Linked DNA regions of Homo sapiens: region 2 is linked to region 1. A link is an interaction called in ENCODE POLR2A ChIA-PET data of the cell type or tissue named here. Cell type or tissue: PC-9. All regions are shown on one strand.

Region 1 (2,500 bases):
GAGATACGTTGGCAGGTGTTCATTTATCAAACCCAGTGTTTCCAAGATTTTCTCCTTATAGGAATCACTGAGGATATTTATGAGACCTAGAGATCCCTGTGCCCTTTTTTAGAATTGTAGAGGATCCAAAACAGCCCAGGAACTGGTCTTAACAAGTTTTCCAGGTAATTCTTAGGGCTAGTAAAATGTGGAAAATACTGGAAAAGTGAGTTTGATTTATGGGAATGAAGAGAAAAAGAGGGTACATTTCTATCATAGAGCGTTCCCGGCATGAGCATGTTGGAAATATCAATATTTAGGGGGGTTCCTTGTTTCATGTTTGTTTCCTGACATAATGAGTATTTGTGCAAGAATTCCATTGTTGTATTTTTCCTTGACATCTTCTTTAATTATCTAATTCAATTAGGTGATTGATTTAGTCTGCCTCTTACTTGAATTTTTGTTATTGCTGCATACCCCATTGATAAGTATAAAAATGATACGGGAATATTAAAAAGGACATTTATACTACTTTTCAGTATAAACGCCAGCTGCAGTAGCTCACGTCTATAATCCCAGCACTTTGGGAGGCCAAGGCAGGACATTTGAGGCCAGGAGTTTGACACCAACCTGGTCAACGTAGCAAGATACCTTCTATTAAAAAAGAAAAAGGAAGCCGGGCATGGTGGCTCATGCCTGTAATCCCAGCACTTTGTGAGGCTGAAGCAGGCAGATTGCTTGAGGCCAGGAGTTTGAGACCAGCCCGGTCAATGTAGCAAGACTCCTTCTATTTAAAAAAAAAAAAAAAAAAAAAAAAAAAGGAAGCTGGGCACGGTGGCTCTTGCCTGTAATCCCAGAATTTTGTGAGGCTGAAGCAGGCAGATAGCTTCAGGCCAGGAGTTTGAGTCCAGCCTGGGCAATATGGCAAAACCCTGTCTCCAATAAAAATACAAAAATTAGCCAGGTGTGGTGACAAACACCTGTAATCCCAGCTACTCGGAAGGCTGAGGCACCAGAATGGCTTGAACCCGGTAGGCGGAGATTGCAGTGAGACAAGATCAGGCCACTGTACTCCAGCCTGAGCAACAGTGAGACTGTCAAAAAAAAAAGATGGATGGATGGAAGGAAGGGAGGAAGGAAGGAAGGAAGGAAGGAAGGAAGGAAGGAAGGAAGGAAGGAAGGAGGGGAAGAAAAGAAAAGGAAAGACAAGGGAAGGGAAAGACAAGGGAAGGCAAAAGAAAACCAATTTTCATCCTCTTGACTCACAAGTTTGAGTCTAGCTTTTCCCTTTGTCTGCTATCGTCTTTTGGATTATGAGTTTCTCCTAATATCTCATGATATTTCAATGCGAGGTAATTGCAATTAATTATCATAGCAACACTTTATCTGTCTTCTAAGAAAATAAGTGTCCCACACTGGGGCCTGTAGGAGTGGGGGTAAGGGGAGGGAGAGCATCAGGAAGAATAGCTAATGCATGCTAGGTTTAATACCTAAGTGATGGGTTCATCTGTGCAGTAAACCACCATGGCACACGTTTACCTATGAAGCAAACCTGCACATCCTGCACATGTACCCCAGAACTTAAAAGTTGAAGGAAAAAAAGAAAGAAGATAGGTGTTCCAAGAAAAAAAATATTTAAAAGATAAAATATGTGGAGCATTACATCAGGTCTTAGAATGCGTTCTTGGAGGGAGAACTATTATTGTTTGCACTTATCTGCTGCGAAGATATATTTCAACTCTATCTAATCCCGGTGTCACAGCACCAGAGGATGCTAAAGATTACCATTTTCAAATGAGCCAGCTGAGGCTAGAGAGGCTACCTGATTGACCAGGATGAAATCTAAGAGTTTTCCCAACTCCAAAGTTAGTATTCTTTCCTCTACATTATCCTGCTTCTCATTTATCTCATTAAAATTCTGTTAGCTGGGATGTGCTTTATACTGGAGAGCACAGAGAACAATCTGTATAAAAGGATTTGCAAGAGACCCAGGGAGCCCTGAAACTGAGATGATTTTCCCCACAACCTATCCTGCTGGGCATGGTACAGATAGACACATTCACATCTTAGCAGATTTGGGACTTTAAGGGCCTCTTATTAAAATGTAAATATGCCTGGAGGAATCACTCCTAAACCCATACTGGGATAACATTTTATCTCAGGGATTAGTTGATCAAATTGGTTTCCAACCTAGAGAGTTGACAGCAATACCCTAAGGTGAAGAGGGGGCACTACGGGTGGGGGCTGTCAGGGTAGGCAGTGCAATATAACAGGTTTCTAAAACTTTCCCTTCTTTACAGATTTAAACAGGAACAGCTCTGTCTAATTTTTTTAGCTCTGAATATTTTAAATAAAGTGACTACTTAACAAAATAAATTCTGAGTGGATAGGCAGAATCAATAATACTGCAAGCTTGAATGTAAGCCTAGTGACAATGACATGGGTCTTTAGACTATTTGATAAGAGCTTAAATTGAAGTTAAGATCTGAGCTTGTGAAATTTTAATGTTTATATATTATAA
Region 2 (2,500 bases), 160 kb after region 1:
GGGAGTCAGAGTGTCTGTATACTAGAGCATGAGTATTGAAAAGTTCAAGACCTCCTCTTTTAATAACCTCCTTATAGCCATAAGGTAAATAACAGCCCGACTAGATCTATTTCTTAAATAGAAATGATGGTAAAACACTCAGTACTTTTCCCTCGGAATTAAATAAAATAATGCATGTAAAAATACTGTGTAAATATGAGTCACTCTGTAAATATTAGTGTTAAGGTCATCACCAAAAACCCATAAACTGTTAATGACCTTCTTCAAAATATGCCTCTCCCAAAAGGCTTGAAAAGTGTTTCCACATTAAATCAAGTTGACCTGCTGAGGCCAGAATAAACAACAACTCTTCTAACTAGCAGCTTCATTTTCATGGGTAAATTAGCTTCAAAAAAGGCAGGCATTGGTAAGAAGCCTAAGGCATGTTTGTTACCAAAAAAATCATACTGTATGAATGAGCATTTACTATGTCAAAAGGTTTTTTTTTTTTTTTTAACATGTTTGGGTTTGTTTAACCTTAATCACAGCCTAATGCTGGCTGCCATTTTTGCATGGCTGTTTCTCAGGTGGTTAATTTCTGGTGAGGACAGTGTTGCTGGTTTCTACTCTGAGCCCAGCAGGTCAGTCCGGCTCAACTAGGCGTGGCCAGAAACATCATCTCTATGTAATTTCCTTTTCGGTGATGGGAGAAAGAAAAATATGTATTTCCTGGAAAATGTGTTTTGTACAGTCATCTTAAATTCCACAAGGGGAAAAAAGTAAACTTCCTTTAAAGATATACATATTTAACACTTTCATATGAGGACTTCTCCTTAGAAACAGTGATTTCATTTAAAAAAAATATATATTTAGGATTCAGAGACATGAAGGGTTCCATACCCTCAAAAATTAGAAAAATACTGCCTTGGAGAATGTGGAATAGGCAGACATTTTTTACATGTTATCTTAATATCACCAACAGCAAAACGTTATTTATTGAGTAATCACCAAATGTGGTCTATGTGGGCTGCCATAGTGGGAGGCCATGTAGAGCCAATTAACAGCTTCAGTTTCCATCTCCTGGAAGTTAAAATCAGACACCTCAGCTTGGAAACAGGTTTATAAGCAGGTTTCAGCTTACCCCACTTCTGAAGGGGCAGCCTGGAACACGCTGACTCATAAGAAATCTTTGCAATCATAACAAATGGCTCATGTCCTGCGTTAGGCTGACGCATGATCTTATCGTACCCTAGTGGGAAAAGTCCTTCATTCTTAGATCAGTCCTCAGTTCCAAATGGCCATGCCTGTCCTTCATAGAATCTGCTATTCTATGAGACTGACCAATGGCTAGTTTCTAACGGCCTTCACCTTCTTCCTACGCCGCAAACCCTAATACAGTCTCCATCCACGGACTCCCCTCCTTTACAGCACTGCGTCTCTCACATCCCCACGTCTCATTTTCCCTCCCTGCTTCTTTTGCATTTCTAGATGCCCAGACTCAGTGAGAACTGGCAGCATTAAAAGCGCCACCTGTTTAGTTCAGTATCTGGAGCCCTTCCTCCCTGCTGAAGGAGGAGAGGCACGTGAACATTTTGCATGCTGCCAGACGCCTGGTTTACCCACTCCTCTCGGGCAGTTCACTCCCAAACACTAGCCGTTCAAGATGAAGCCTGCTCAACCCCATACTCTATACACAGCCCTGGATTTCTCTGAGCTGGGGGAGACATCTACCAGCCCTACAAGACTGTATTCTATTTCTTGGGGCTCATTTACCACAACATGTGAAAACATGAAATCTCCAGCCTGTTCAGCTATAATCTCAGCTACAGATAATTGGTAGGGCCTTAGACCAGCACGGACATGCTTCGGTCACCTGGATTCCTTGAGATGGAACACAGAGCAGACTGCACGGCTCAGGACAGACTGAGAGTAGAGTCTCCCATGGTGTCTTCCTCAGAATGCTCAACCTATTGACCTGTTCCCATGAGACACATACACATACATGCATGCATGTACTCACACAGACACGCATGTACGCACACAGACACACATGCACACGCACACTCAGACAGGCATGTACTCATTCTTAACCACATTCTTCTAGCCTCTCATGCTGTCTTGGAAGAGGTTTTATTGGCTGTGAAACTGATTCCACATTGAATATGTTTGTCCCAGGATGCAGGAACTGAATCATTTCCCTGCAATGCTTGGTGACATTTCACAGAGTAGCCATTCTTACTCCTGAAGGGAGAGTCTCTGATACTGTTATTGAATGTATATTTTTGTATCTAAAAACTCTCCTATGTGATCTCTTCCTCCTTAGGTTTGTAGGAGCAGAGGAAAGGGAGAGATAGGGAGAACACCTAAAAGGGAAGAGGCAAAAGCTGGAGGCATTCCTCAGTTTAAGGGAGGAAATAAGAGATGCAGAATATAAAACAGGAGAAAAGAGAGCCATCTCATCCTGCCAAGGAGAAGAGTTACAATGAACTATTTTAGCTTAGTGCTTGAGACAGGCCCTGAG

The links. Peaks named below come from ENCODE experiments on the same cell type or tissue, not always from the same donor. Only the 100,000 strongest peaks of a DNase experiment are listed, where the experiment ranks them.
Region 2: POLR2A ChIA-PET joins it to region 1 with 5 read pairs; 3 of 35 experiments call an interaction of 5 or more read pairs at or near these places.

Annotation. Positions count from the first base shown.
Region 1 is chr2:200,629,439-200,631,938 of GRCh38, forward strand. The region is part of intron 20 of AOX1 (aldehyde oxidase 1); the gene reads left to right. Among named protein-coding and RNA genes, the nearest start is that of AOX1, 45 kb to the left of the region's middle. In PC-9, no CTCF peak of the experiment used is centred here; no DNase peak of the experiment used is centred here.
Region 2 is chr2:200,786,407-200,788,906 of GRCh38, forward strand. The region is part of intron 3 of BZW1-AS1 (BZW1 antisense RNA 1); the gene reads right to left. It also overlaps the pseudogene AOX3P-AOX2P and the pseudogene AOX2P. Among named protein-coding and RNA genes, the nearest start is that of BZW1, 24 kb to the right of the region's middle. RefSeq lists an enhancer at 903-1,419. In PC-9, no CTCF peak of the experiment used is centred here; DNase peaks (open chromatin) are centred at 185, 655, 1,145 and 2,125; H3K4me3 peaks cover 1,855 bases; H3K27ac peaks cover 2,500 bases.